2 separate regions of the Homo sapiens genome follow, and region 2 is linked to region 1. A link is a contact called in ENCODE Hi-C or POLR2A ChIA-PET data. All regions are on one chromosome and are shown on one strand. Each heading gives the region's core, a stretch centred on a gene start or an enhancer-like site at or near the end of the contact. The rest is flanking DNA. Distances are from core to core; before and after follow the strand shown.

Region 1 (7,521 bases), core at 3,745-6,244:
TCCCCCAAACTGTGAATGTGTTTTCAGTGAGCTCACATTTTAAAAGCATGAATATAGAACAAAGAAAAAAAAAAAGGAAGCCTAATCAAAAATAGATTTAGAAGGATAGCCCAGGCCTGTAAAAATATTGTTAGAAAGGCCAATATTCAGAATGTGCTAAATTGCAATAAGTCTGAAAACAAAGCAAAATAAAAAAACATTTTTAGAGATACAAGAAGCAAGTCCAGGCATGAGGCTCATGCCTGTAATCCCAGCACTTTGGGAGGCTGAAGCAGGTGGATCACTTCAGCCCAGGAGTTCGAGACCAGCCTGGGCAACATGGCAAAATCTCATCTCTACAAAAGAAAACAAAAATTAGCCGGTGTGTTGGCACATGCCTGTGGTCCCGGTGGAGGTTACAGTGAGCCAAGATCATGCCACTGCATTCCAGCATGGGCGACAGAGAGAGACTCTGTCTCAAACAAAACAAAAGCCAAAAAAAAAAACAAACCCCAAAAAAGAGAGATACAAGAAGGAAGAATTTTAAATAGCATAGGACAAGATATCAGAAAACCCTCCTTTAAAAAAATCCACTGAAGTTTGTACATGTTTTCCCTATCATTTAGAATGATTCTCAGACTAGAAAAGATAAGACAAATATACATTATTAAATCAGAATTTTAGAGCAAATTTAGAGAATCTAGCTTGTGCTCGCTTCACAGCCCTTACCAAGCTGAAGTCTTTTTTTTTTTATTTTTATTTTTTTGAGATGGAGTCTCGTTCTGTTGCCAGGCTGGAGTGCAGTGGCACGATCTCGGCTCACTGCAACCTGCACCTCCCGGGTTCAAGCGATTGTCCTGCCTCAGCCTCCCGAGTAGAAGTCTTTTGAATATGTTATTAACTTGGCCAGTCAATAGACTTTTTTTTCCTTTTCTTTTTCTTTTTTGAGACAGAATCTCATTCTGTCGCCCAGACTGGAGTGCGGTGGCGCGATCTCAGCTCACTGCAACCTCTGCCTCCCAGGTTCAAGTGATTCTTGTGCTTCAGCCTCCCAAGCAGCTGGGATTACAGGCATGCACCCCTATGCCCGGCTAATTTTTGTATTCTTAGTAGAGACGAGGTTTTACCACGTTGGCCAGCCTGGTCTCGAACTCCTGGCTTCAAGTGATCCACCTGCCTTGGCCTCCCAAAGTGCTGGGATTACAAGTGTGAGCCACCATGCCTGGCCCAATAGGCGTTTTTTGAGTGGGTGAGACTCCGTGCTGGGTTCCTGTGAAGGAGCACTGTCCCCTTGCCACATCTCCCCGTCTCCTCTGGGGCTTGGTCTAGTCTAATGAGTTTATATTTAAACAGCAATGTTGACTTACTATTGAAGCATCAGGAGAACACAGAAATAGAAAGCTGGGCATGTATAAATATTCTCATCTCAAAAATGTAAGGTAACATCTATGAACTTCAGACTTGCAAAGTTGGTGTTGATCTCTAGACAGCTCACAGGGCCTTCTGAGATAAGATTTCTGCCATCCTTCTCAGTGCATCAAGCAGAGCCTAAATCACACAGGGTTTTGCAACTCCAGGTGAGGTTGCAGTGAAAGCCTAGAGAACTCCTGGGGAAGAGTGCATTTAGCTCCTTTTCATTTCTAATTGAATTTCAGACTAGGTTTATATTTCTAGAATGGAAATAATTTGCCCTCAAAAGCATGAAAGCTTTGCCCCATTGTCTTCAAGGTATTTGAATTCTCCTTCTGGAAACATATGACCTATTTTTTCCTTGTAGAAACATTTAGAGTCTTCTTTTGTATCTGTGTTATTTTGAAATGTTATAAAGATATTCTTTGATACTTGTCTTTTCCCATTCATTGTGCTGTGCCCTCAACAGGAAATTTTGCTCTGAAAATTCTTACCTTTCAGTTTGGAGAGATATTCTTACATTATGTCTTTGATATTTCTCTTTCAATTTTCTCTGTTCCTTGTTTCTGAAACTCCTACCAAGGAAATTTTTATCTCTTTTCTGACTTTATTTTTGTATCCTTTTTTTTTCCTATTTTGCATCTCTTTGCTTTTTAACCTTATTATTTGAGAGCTGTCCCCAACTTTATCTTCCAATCCTTCTATTGCATGTTTTATTTTTGCTATCATAATATTAATTTCCCAGAGTAGTTTTAGTTATCTGAATGCTCCTATTTTTTTAAGATCAGTTGTTTCATGGAGGAAATTTTTTTTTTTCATAACTTTAAGAATATCTATCTATATATGTATATTTCCTCCTGCTTCCTGAGCTTTCTCTGTCCCTGTGAGTTTCTTTGTTTTGTTCTTTCATGTCTGGGTTTCTTCAAATGTTCAGTGATCCCGCATGGTCTGTTTCTATTTTAAAATGAGGCTCTGAAAGACTAATTTGGAAGCTGTGTGTGTTCAGGCAGCGTTTTTTTTGTATTGTGAGTATCATGTGGGGATATTGTGACAAGGTCTATCTTTACATTTGCTTTTTCTTTCTTGGGTGGTCAGTTTCCTTAGAAAGGAATGAATACGTGGCTGTCTGTGTGTTTGGGAGTGAAACTGGGACACACTTGCCATGATGAAGACTTCCAGTTTTCTCCCTCGTTGCAGTTTAAGAAAAGTGTGCCATCTGTTTCCTGCCAAGAACCTGCCTGATAAGCTTTTGGCTATGCCAGAAATCTCTTGTCCAGAGCCCCTCTGGTTCAGTGTATTCAATGAATAAACCACCAAGTCTTTGCCACAGATTAAGTGAGAAAACAAATGTTCCAAAAAAAGTTGCAGAACAGTATATGCATAATATGATTCACATAATTTAAAATAGTGTGCGTGCATTCCAGTTCCACATGCCTCCTATATGCTTTGTGAAATCAAGTTTATGGGAGGCTATTGTTTTAGACTGAGCTCCTGCACTAGACCCCGACGGACCAGACCAAACCAGAATGGGTCACTTGTGCCAAGTGCCAGGTAATCAAACTGAACTTAGAAATGGGTGTTTCCAAAACAGGAGGAGAATAACAGCAACCAATCCAAAGGGGCCCAGTCCGATGTCCAGCTGCTTCTCCTCTCTCTGTCGGTTGAGTGTGGGGTGGGAGGCGGGGTGGGCCACGGGTAGTTTAGGAAAAGGCAACATTTGAGCAGAAACAGGGATGTAAGTTTTTACCTTGGGCTGTGGTCTTAGGCTTTTTGGCTTGAGTATGGGACTTTGCCAGGGACTCACCTTTTTCTGCCTAGAATTTCTCTGCTGCCTGTCCCTATCCGAAGGAGTACACTCTAAAACAATAATAAAAAAAAAGTATAGTAAATACATAAACAAGTAATGGTCCTTTATTGTCATTATCAAGTATTATGTACTATTCATAATTGTACATGTTATGCTTTTGTACAACCGGCAGCACAGTAGGTTTACACCAGCGTCACCACAAACATGATTAATGCATTGCACTATGACATTAGGACAGCTATGACATCATTAGGCTACAGGAATTTTTCAGCCCCATTATAATCTTATGGGACACCCTGTACTACATCCATTGCTCACCAAAATGTGGTTATGTAATGCATAACTGTACATTCAATTGTTAACAGGATTTAACTCTAGGAAATGGTTGTGGGGTAAAAGAAAGAAACAAAGAACTTCTAATTTTTAATTTTTACAATTCTCTACTCTTCCCCTGAATGACCGTATATAACTTTATAATGTTTCTCACAAACAGCTCCCGGTGTAATTCTGATGCTCAGCTAGACTTGGAATCACTGGCTACTGTCTATTTCTGTGTTCCTCTCTCAGCAGAATATTGGAATTAAAATGATAGCGAAGACTGAATGGCCAAATGATAGGAATTCTACAGAAGTCTTCCTGTATGAGGTTGTGGGAACATGGGTGGTGCACAAAGAAAATGGTCAGCTTGGATTGTTTTTCATTTAATGCATTTTTGGTACAAAAATGTCTCAGTTTTTGTTGTTGCTTGTTTGTTTGACATAGGGTCTCCCTCTGTCACCCAACTTCAAGGACAGTGGCTGGATCACAGCTCACTGCACCCTCGAACACCCTGGCCCAAGCGATCCTCCTGCCTCAACCTCCACAGTAGCTGGGAATACAAGTACATGCTACCACACCCAGTTTATTTTTTAATTTTTAGTAGAGACAGGCTGGTCTTGAATTCTTGGGCTCAAGTGATCCTTCCGCCTCAGCCTCCCAAAGTGCTGGGATTACAGGCATAAGCCACTGTGCCCATCCTGAGTATTTGTTTTATAGAGTACTGTGGACATCCAATAGATATTGATAATTATATCAATACTTTACCTGTGAATCCAAACAAGTAGGACTACATATGGTGCAATATGGCTTTAAGTTAAATAAATGATATTGTCTTAAATGTACCCCCATACTTAAAATAGCCATATGAAAAAATACTGATCTATATTGTTTCTTTTTCATACACACACATACATTACAGAATTTGTTTGTAAAAGCAAAGCACTAATTACCTAACCACCTCAACACAATGACTATTTAAAAATATTTATTTATATTAGATCTCAAAACAAATCTTCTATTGTTCATGTAAGTAAATTTTCTTGAGTTTTTGTCCGATTTTTATAATTCTGAAAACTAGTAATACATTTCACTTTTCTGTACACAGATATTTTTATAAACTGCAATATGTTTGAAAGTATTTTTTCCATTAAATAAAAGAGTAGTATTATGTTTCGAAGTGTCTGCTGTTACTGTTTCCACCCACTAAAAAAACATTCCATTGCTACTGAAAAAAAGTCACTTTTTTCCCTCAAAACGTTGTCAGAAATTCATGCGATAGTCTTTTCTTTTTCTTTTCTTTCTTTCTTTTTTTTTTTTAAATTCTTTGCTAGGGCAAAGGGGAGGGAATATTATGTTGTAGATCATGGCCTTATGTACCCTTGTAGTTAAATTTTGAGAAAAAATAGTTTTGAGTAAACAAACAACTAAAGCATCAACTATTTTATTTGTAACCACAGTTTTAAATCGTGTGTGGATCTTTTGTTTCTGGCTATGGGAAAGGTAAATAGGGCAGTTCCTCTTACAATCATGAGCCAGATTCCATTACATTTTCCTGCTTGTCCAAATAGCGAACGATGTCGTTTGTTGCTGTTCACTGCTAATTATCAGTCTTTCTACAAATTCAAGTAATTGCATTATTTGGAATTCCATGCTCCTTTAAGCCCCGCCAATGTTTTGTTTTGTATTGTAGTGCTCTGCAAATCTGTATAAAGCAATGTATCATTGTTAAATAGAGAAAAAAAGACCTTTCAGAAAGAATTACCCTGAAACTTTTAATACGACTATTTTTTGTTGTTTGTGCCTGGCTCCAGTCTGAATATCAGCGTAAGCATCACACTAATTTGTGAGTTTTTCCATTGTCGGTGAATGGGGTGCCCTCGGATACTTGAGTTTTTCTAAGCCTTTGCTTTCACTCCAACTGTGGGTCCTGCCACGCCCTAGCAACATTTCAACAACAAAGGCACGCCTCTGAAAAGTATGCAGCACGCTCTGTCACTTTTTCCTCCTTGTACAATCTTACCACTGAGCAAATGATGCGCTTGTTGTTTAAGCAATTGGTAAAGCAATGGTGAATAAACAATAATTTCTTGTTTATTCTAATGAAAGAGTAGTTGTTGAAAATGGCTAGCATGGCTATAAATATTCAAATAGGAGTTGTACGTTGCCAAATACCTTCATTTATTTACTGAACATGCCCTTCAAAGAGATTTTTTTTCTTCTTTTTTTTTAATTATACTTAAGTTCTGGGATACATGTGCAGACTATGCAGGTTTCTTACATAGGTATACATGTGCCATGGTGGTTTGTCTCACCCATTAACCCATCATCTACATTAGGTATTTCTCCTAATGCTATGCCTCCCTTTGCCCTCCACCCCCCGACAGGCCCCAGTGTGTGATGTTCCCCTCCCTGTGCCCATATGTTCTCATTGTTCAACTCCCGCTTATGAGTGAGAACATGCAGTGTTTGGTTTTCTGTTCCTGTGTTAGTTTGCTGAGAATGATGGTTTCCAGCTTCATCTATGTCCCTGCAAAGGACATGAACTCATTCTTTTTTATGGCTGCATAGTATTCCATGGTGTATATGTGCCACATTTTCTTTATCCAGTCTATCCTTGATGGGCATTTGCACTGGTTCCAAGACTTTGCTATTGTGAATAGTGCTGCAGTAAAAATACGTGTGCATGTGTCTTTATAGTGGAATGATTTATAATCCTTTGGGTATATACTCAGTAATTGGATTGCTGGGTCAAATAGTATTTCTAGTTCTAGATCCTTGAAGAATTGCCACACTGTCTTCCACAATGATTGAACTAATTTACACTCCCACCAACAGTGTAAAAGTGTTGCTGGAGTGCAGTGGTGTGATCTCAGCTCACTGCAACCTCCGCCTTCTGGTTTCAAGTGATTCTCCTGCCTCAGCCTCCCGAGTAGCTGGAATTACAGGTGTCCGCCACCACATCCAGCTAACTTTTATATTTTTAGTAGAGATGGGGTTTCGCCACGTTGACCAGGCTGGTCTCAAACTCCTGACCTCGTGACCCACCTGCCTCAGCCTCCCAAAGTGCTGGGATTACAGACATGAGCCACCATACCCGGCTGCTTTTTTGTGACAGGATCTCACTCTGTCACCAGGCTGGAGTGCAGTGGCATGATCACAGCTCACTGCAGCCTTGACCACCTCGACCTCCTGAGCTCAATCCATCCTTTTGCCTCAGCCTTCCAAGTAGCTTGGACTACAGATTAGCTAAGCCACCACACTTAGGTAACTTTTAATAGAGACAGGGTCTCCCTGTGTTTCCCACGCTGGTCTTGAACTCCTGGGCTCCAGTGCCCGGCCTGTATCCTGACTTTTTAATGATTGACATTCTAACTGACGTGAGATGGTATCTCACTGTGGTTTTGATTTGCATTTCTCTAATGACCAGTGATGATGAAAGTCTTCCTTTGAAAAGTGTCTGTTCATATCCTTTGCCCACCTTTTGATGGGGTTGTTTTTTTCTTGTAAATTTGTTTAAGTTCCTTGTAGATTCTGGATATTAGCCCTTTGTCAGAAGGATAGATTGCAAACATTTTCTCCCATTCTGTAGGTTGCCTGTTCACCCTGATGATAGTTTCTTTTGCTGTGCAGAAGCTCTTTAGTTTAGTTAGATCCCATTTTTCATTTTTGGCTTTTGTTGCCATTGCTTTTGGTGTTTTAGTAATGAAGTCTTTGTCCATGCCTATATCCTGAATGGTATTGCCCAGGTTTTCTTCTAGGGTTTTTATGGTTTTATGTCTTACATTTAAATCTTTAATTCATCTTGACTTAATTTTTGTATAAGGTGTAAGGAAGGGGTCCAGTTTTAGTTTTCTGCATATGGCTAGCCAGTTTTCCCAACACCATTTATTAAATAGGGAATCCTTTCCCCATTGCTTGTTTTTGTCAGGTTTGTCAAAGATCAGATGGTTGTAGATGTGTGGTGTTATTTCTGAGCCCTCTGTTCTGTTCCATTGGTCTATATATCT
Region 2 (7,521 bases), core at 3,592-6,091, 38 kb after region 1:
TTATGATCCCAGTTAATGTAAAAGTAGGTTGTAAAAGGATTTCCCTCTTGGGCCAATAATGTGTCCCCTCCGAAGAATAAGAAAAAAAGTATCAGAGTGCTTCCTTCCCCCTTTTTCTGTTGCTGGAAATGTTTTCGATATGGCTGCACAAATAAATGCAGTAAGGTTGTGGGCACCTCCACTCTGCAAGCCTCCATCACTTACGTAGCAAAGTTGTTTCTGGGGCATAAGATCCCTTTGATGAAGGCAGCGTCTACCTTGCAGTTACACTCACAGACAGTACTTGAACATGGTTTGACATTGCATTCGATTCCTGGAAAGGGAGGTACCTCCAAGTTTGACAGGTGTTAAAACAGAGCTATTATTTGTAGTAACTACTTATTATGGGAGGTCTTGGAACAAATCCTTTCTCTAAATCATCTTCTTTGGCCCCCAGGCAGTCCTATTAGTAGGTATTATTATTAATCTTAATTTTTACTTGTGGAAGCTGAGGCTTAGTGAGTATAGAGATATCATTTTTTTTCTTCCCTCTGTGCAAGATTCTTTTCCCTCATTTTCTGTGAATAACATACCTTTTTAAGTGGAAGTCTTCTGCCCCACTTTCTGTAACTCTAATTTTAATAATTATAATATCCTGCCCTGCTGTTCAGAGAGTGTGAACAAATAACCTAGGATCAGGTAATCTCCTACTGGTAATCCTGATTAGGGTTCTTATCATAGATTTTATATCTGGATGCTCAGAGAGAAGCTTTCTTTTTCTTCTGGAGTCATTATATGGGAAGATGGAAGTCTGGACCACAATCTTCTCCTCCTCTACATTTTGAGGAAATTCTGCCTGTAATAGAAGAGAAACATACAACACACTGAGAAAATCAAAGCCGAGAGATGAATAAAAAACACTGGTATTCTTTTGAGTCTCTGAGGCTAGATCCACTTCTAGAGTGAGATATTAGATAACCCATTTTTGCTTACTTGCCTGACTTACAGCTTTGTTATTTGCAATCGAGAAAGTTAATCAGCTTGCCCACAGTTGTGTGATTAGGGAAGCCAAAACACTGCTTTTAAATCCATGTCTGTCTACCTCCAAAGCTTGTGCTCTATACAATATTTTAGCTTATACTGATATGAACCAGATTTCATCAAATATTAACAGAAAGAAAGGGTATAAAATGCACATGATCACAACTGACAGACCCACCATGTATAACCCCAAATATGAAAACTCATGTCCAAAGTGTGAGGAAGAGCAAAAATGTATGTCTTTTCCAAGAGGAAAAAAAGCATTTCATTTCCCCCTAGAATCAATTCCTACAGATAGTAATATGAGTTCTTAGGAGAGTAACTATTTCCTGTGACTTTGGGTATAAATATCTCATCTAATCTGAGTGATCTGATTCAGCACACTGAGGCAATGACTGCCAGTGATTTTACAGGTATGACCAAGAGGTTGAAGATGAATCAGATTCAAGTGGAAATAGCAGAATCAGTAGATAATTAGATAGTAGAATTTGACCTCCGCCTTTGGGTTCATGTGTCCTTAATGTCCTGTGGCTTGTGATCATAGCAAATCTCAACATATAATAGCTCTACCCATGACCCCTTCCCAATCCATGTATATATCACCAGTTGAGTGACCATCATTTATCATCGTGTAAAATTCAACATAAGTTTTTATACATAGCATTTAAATAAATACAACAAAAACCACTGTAAATACAAGAAGAAAATTATGTAGTTTTCTATACATCCACGCAGACATCTATTGCCCATTTTTTTCAAGTTCACCTAAAATCTTTGACTTTAACATTCAAATTACAAAAGGCCCTGACCTTTTGTAATTGTTGCTGACTCTGATATAATAAAAGTCGAAATTAATAACTAAAGTGTATGTAAGAAAGACTTGGTGATTAAAGACCATCTTCCTACATGGATCTTGGGTGAAACAGAAAGTATCAAAACAGCAGTTTCAGATTGGCTGAGAACAAAACCTTACAAATTGAAACTCATGATACATGATTAAAACTTTTTTTACATGCAAATTCATGGACTTAAAATTCTCTATAACTAATAAAGAAAGAATGTAAACAAGACCTTTAGCTTAAGAAGTTAAAAAAAGAACAGCAAAACACACTTAAAGAAGGATGTAGCCCAGGTGCGGTGGCTCACGCCTGTAATTCCAGCATTTTGGGAGGCCGAGGCAGGAGGATCATTTGAGGTCAGGAGTTCGAGACCAACCTGGTCATTGTGGCGAAAACCCATCTCTACTAAACATACAAAAATTAGCTGGGCATAGTGGCTCATGCTTATGATCCCAGCTATGTGGGAGGTGGAGGCAGGAAAATCACTTGAACCCAGGAGGCAGAGGTTGCAGTGAGCGGAGATCACACCACTGCACTCCAGCCTGGGCGACAGAGTGAAGTAACTGGTAAAAAATAATACAGTCAATACACTAGAATATATATGTGTGTTTTTAAATAGTAGAATTAATAAATCAAAGGTTGATTTTTTTTTAGGAAAAATTGCTGAATCAATAGTCTAATAGGAGAATGATAGATTATTTGCTTTGAATGTAATGAATGGGATTTAATTATTTTTGTCTAATTACAGGAGCAATATATGCTCAACAATGAAAATAAAATAAAATGTTTATGTTGACCTTGGGTGCAACATAAGTAAAACCCTTTCATAGTTTGACCCCCATTTTACTTGTAACATGCTTGTTTTAAGTCAATGGATTTTTTATATTTCTTCTACAGTATTATCGCCCCTTACCCCACTGCATCTACAGTCTCTCATCACCTAAGATTGTTCATCTCAGAAACATCATTGACAAGTTATTTCTATTATTTTTCTGTATTGTCATGTGTTTTTTGACCTTGACACTTCAAATCCGTAATTAACACCTTCCTTCCTGGATAACTACAGACACTTCTGAGTTGGTGTAACTGGTTCTGCAGTGCCCACTGTGGTATGCTATCCATCAGGACATGTGGTCTTTGGGTCAAGGAATTCAGCCACTGTTACAATCTTGGCCAGGCAGGCTTAGGCATGGGCTAGTGGAATCTTGGTTTAATATCCGTATCTCTTTCCTCCTACTTTCCAATTTCCTGCTGATGCCTCCTATCGGCGGCAACCAACTGGAAGCCAGAGGGCCAGGCAGCCTGGATAGTGCAGTCTTTTTGCCTGTTCAGGTCAGTTGATGCAGAGCTGGAAGAGCTGGGAGGAACCACTAGAAGGTGGAATGGAGAATATCCAGCATGCTAGCAGCAATCTTGCCCTTCCTCTCTTCTTCCCAGAGATAATATGGCCACCTTGAATTTTGTTCTTTTCCCGAATTTGACACACTCCGTCTGGATTCTTGCCTTTGCAAATACAGGTTTCTCCTGCAGGAATTTCCTTACCCAACTTCTTTGTGTGGCAAACTCCTACTTACTCTTTAAGATCCAACTCAAATATCATCACTCTCCTATTGACACACATGAGGAGGCAGCAAGGCACTCTAAATAGAACAAAGAAACATCAGGTCAGCTCCTCAATCTGTCACTTACTAGTTAATGTGACTTTGTGTGGGGGTACTTTTGTGATTCTAAGTTTCCTCTTTGGCAAAATAGGAATGGGAATACAGTAGGCCTTTGCTGTCCACTGGTTGCACACAGAGAATTCAACACACGGGATGGAAAATATTCGGGAAAAAACCCCACAGTTGAAAATAACAATACAACAATTAAAAAATAATATGAATAAAAGTACAGTGTAACAACTATTTACATAGCATTTACAGTGTATTAGGTATTGTAAGCAATCTAGAGATGATTTAAAGCATATAGGAGGATGTGTGTAGGTTATATGCAAATACTACACCATTTTATAAAAGAGACTTAAGCATGGGTGGATTTGGGTATCTGCGGGGGTCCTGGAACCAATTACCTAGGGATACCGAGGGCCCACTTTACCTGCCTTGACATCCCTTTCCCAGGGAACGTGAAATGATCAGACCGAGAAAATGCAAATCATTTTCCAAATGTAATTTTGTTGTTGTTCTTACCGCTGCTTATAATTAAAAAAAAAATAATTTGCTCAGCTCGATCACTGTGCACGGTGCAAAAAATCAACTTTGGTACCATTCAGCAAATCATACCCCCACGTCCCGCCTTTATTTTCCTTTTTTGCAGCCCGGTTTCTCTCTTCTGCTCACTCATACCCGCCCACCCCGCTTTTGTAGCTTGCTTGTTCATATCTGAACTTGGGTATCCAAAGACACTGCTTGACTTTGCAGGTACATTTCACAGTTAAAGAGGGTTCGTCATTTAGTAGTCGGGGATGGGGAGAACTGTCACAAAGCAAAAGTCTACATTCTAAATCGTGAAGTTCTGGGAGCTGAGAATCAGATTGGCAGGGCCAAGAACGAATCCGTCGACGAGCCGGGAGGCGGGGCTCCTGCTGGGGCCTCTGCAGCCCGCGCTGGGTTCCCGAATTCCCGCGCTGTAAGCCGGAACCCCAGGCCAGCGGGCGCCGCGGCGGGCCCGGAGATCGGTGCAGGACGCACGGCCTAGCCAGAACTACAACTCCCGACGTGCGCGGCGGCCAACGCTGGTTCTATCCCTGCTTGTTGCTTTTTTTTTTCCCTCCGCTTCTTGCGACGGAGACTGCTGTCCAGGAAGTGCGCAGTAGTGATTCTAGAGAGGCTGGAAGCTCTCCTGGCGACGCTGGGGCCGCGAAGGGCTCACGTAATGACTCCTACTCCTGGTGAGCGCAGGCGTTGCGGAACTCACCGTCCCACAGGACGTGTTTCCGGGGGTACATTAATTGTGGCTGGACGCAGTGGCGCGGCAGTTTAATTCTCCGGCGGCTGCAGATTGACGGGACGAGATGGTCCTGGCAGGGCTCATCAGGAAACTCGGTAACTGTCAGCTTGCCCCTCGCCCAAGGCACCCCCCGCGCTCTGGCCACTTGCTGAGAATGGTCGTGTCACGTTTCCGCGGCCGGCCGCTCCGCGACCGCTCCCTCTTTCACCCCCGCTTTGTCAGGATAGCCCCCGGGGACCCATCTCGGACTTTGTGTAAACTTCGCGGTTCGCGTCCCGAAGGCACCAGTGGCCTGCTTCTGAAAAAAACTGGTTTATTCCGTCTTCACGCCGCTCCTGCCCACAGCATAAATAACGTAGTCTCTTTGCAGTCGGGAAATAAAATAGTTTTGTGCCGTTCGTTGACAGGTCATCAGCTGGCCGAGATCAGGGAGCGCGCTCTCAAGAGTATTCTCTGCAAGATTGAGCACAACTTAATCTGCTACGCTGATCTCATTCAGGAGAGGCAACTTTTTCTTCATTTGCTGGAATGGTTCAATTTCCCGTCCGTTCCGATGAAGGAAGAGGTTCTGAACCTGTTAAGCAGATTGGTTAAGGTAGGGTCATTTTGAAATAAAGAAAATAATCAGACGAGTGACTTGTTTCTTAGTCATTTAATTGTAGCGTTTATTGAAAGTTAAATAATTGGGGTTAAAAGTTTTTTTAATCAACCAGAGATGTTTAATTTTAATTAATCTGGGTATATGGTTCATCTTTTATTTGTGATACTGAATCCCACATGGTCTCTGCTGTGCTCAGAAGTAACACAGAACTTCTTTTGAGTTTTGGTATGTTCTGTGTTTTTGAGTTATCTTTGGAGGTTAATATTTGTATTCTGTTTTTGTTTTCTGACATTTACATCTTAAAAACTAGATATGTCAGTATGAAAGGGAGCACTTTAAAAATAATGTTACATAACCGTGATTCATAAATACCAATGTTAAGTTGCTTGCCCATATGCTTTTAGATTGGTATTCTTATGCCTACCTCAAGAGTAGTTAGTTATCGGGGTCAGATATCAAAGTGTAAGTTTAACCTTTCAAAACTAAATCACTGTACAATGGTAGAGGAATCTTAAACTACTTTGACATCCTGTTGACCGGTTGGGGCTGGGACCATAAGGTGAGTGTCAGTGGAAAAAAGTAACCCATTAAAAAAATAAGAGTAGGGATTGATAATGTGCATTTCTAGCGTTCAGTGTGTTGGCTCATCTTTCATAAATGTTATCAAGTGTTGGATGTATGTCTCTATAGGTGTATGTGCTCCTCATGGAAGTGCCTTACTTCGGGGCAGAGCCATGAAGGATTTGTTTTTCAGAAAAGGAACATCTGATATACCAAAAATAATTTTATGTTTTGATTGCTGTAAGTTATAGAGATTTTGATACAGTTATTCTCAAGATCATCCTCTTCTTATTTTAGTATCCCCCAGCAGTCCAACATTTGGTTGACGTTGGTGCAGTAGAGTTCTTATCTAAGCTTCGGTCTAATGTGGAGCCAAATCTGCAGGCTGAAATTGATGGCATTCTGGATGGACTTTTTCTTCTTCCTTCGGAAGTTCCTGCACTATCTTCTGCCTCATACCAAACCAATCAAACTGGTAACTCTTTGGAATCTGTTAAATACAAATATATTAATTCTAATGGTAAATTTTAAGGAAAGGGAGATTAGATTTTTTTAAAAAGGATTTCTCCCACCTCCCCCAAACTTATTTTTCTTGTGTTAACTTACATGATTTTGACCTTTTTCCCCTCCTCTACTGTTAGTCAAAGGATGGTACATTTGCATTAATTGCTTTTTGGGTCAGGCCTAAACGATGCCAGTGACTTTGCTTTTATGAGGCCAGTTTGACAGATTATTTTTTTGGCAATAACAATGTATTTTTATTGAGCACATGAGTGCTCATTGTTCTTAGTGCTTTATATTTGTATTTTTGACCTTGTTCGTCATATTGGAGTATAATGATATCTGTCCTAGCTCATGATCTTGTTGTGGGGACCAATCAAAACGACATAATGCAAGTATTTTTATATGCTGCAGTCCATCATGATATACTTGTTAAAATCCAAGTCAAAGAGACATGGATTTAAGTCTCAGTTCTGCTGCTAGTTGTGTGACCTTGGCTAAGGTAATTAACCCTTCCAGGCTTCAGTTTTCTCATTCAAAAACTGGGATAATAAGAAAGAACACCGGGCTGGGCATGGTGGCTCACGCCTGTAATCCCGGCACTTTGGGAAGCCGAGGCAGGTGGTCAGAAGTTCAAGACCAGCCTGACCAACATGGTGCCCCGTCACTACTAAAAATACAATACAAAAATTAGCCGGACATAGTGGCGGGCGCCTGTAATCCCAGCTAGTAGGGAGGCTGAGGCAGGAGAATCACTTGAACCCGGGGGGCGGAGGTTGCAACGGTGAGCTGAGATCACTCCATTGCACTCCAGCCTGGGTGACAGAGCAAGACTCCATCTCGAAAAAAAAAAAAGAACACTTTCTCATAGAATCGTCATGAGATTAGATGAGACAATGTCTGTAAAGTGCTTAGCACAGGGCCCAGCATGTATGAAATGTGGCTGTGTTGGCTGCTGTGCTGCTGCTGTTGTGTTGTTGTTAATGCCTAGTATAGTGCCTTGCACATGGAATGCATTTGAATTGATTTGAAGAAAAACATCTTCATGCAATT

The links. Hi-C counts contacts between places; a loop is a spot of excess contacts on that map. ChIA-PET counts read pairs that join two places held with the same protein, here RNA polymerase II (POLR2A). Pooled maps may share reads with other maps.
Region 2: a map of PC-9 shows a loop between it and region 1 (5-fold over the local background). The contact joins the promoter of RTTN here to the enhancer-like site in region 1. A Hi-C loop is called at or near these places in 3 of 168 maps with a recorded cell type or tissue (HepG2, PC-3 and PC-9) and 3 of 50 pooled maps. POLR2A ChIA-PET finds 5 or more read pairs at or near these places in 2 of 52 experiments (H1 and activated CD4-positive, alpha-beta T cell).

What each region holds. Positions count from the first base shown.
Region 1 is chr18:70,241,229-70,248,749 of GRCh38, reverse strand. No RefSeq gene overlaps it. Among named protein-coding and RNA genes, the nearest start is that of RTTN, 39 kb to the right of the region's middle. Within about 2 kb of position 4,994, at least 3 of the 41 ENCODE cell types and tissues checked have a DNase peak (open chromatin) inside an H3K27ac peak, as active enhancers do; they include PC-3 and PC-9, where a contact is called at or near this core.
Region 2 is chr18:70,203,007-70,210,527 of GRCh38, reverse strand. RTTN (rotatin) reads left to right here and starts at 4,841. Exons shown (of 49, transcript NM_173630.4): 1 at 4,841-4,900; 2 at 5,213-5,400; 3 at 6,265-6,442. The coding sequence starts at 4,870. LOC105372180 (a long non-coding RNA gene) reads right to left here and starts at 4,739. Exons shown (of 3, transcript XR_935599.3): 1 at 3,954-4,739; 2 at 3,434-3,499; 3 at 1-835. LOC124904321 (a long non-coding RNA gene) reads left to right here. Exons shown (of 2, transcript XR_007066411.1): 2 at 1-175. RefSeq lists enhancers at 4,442-4,681, 4,144-4,773, 4,692-4,801, 5,012-5,141.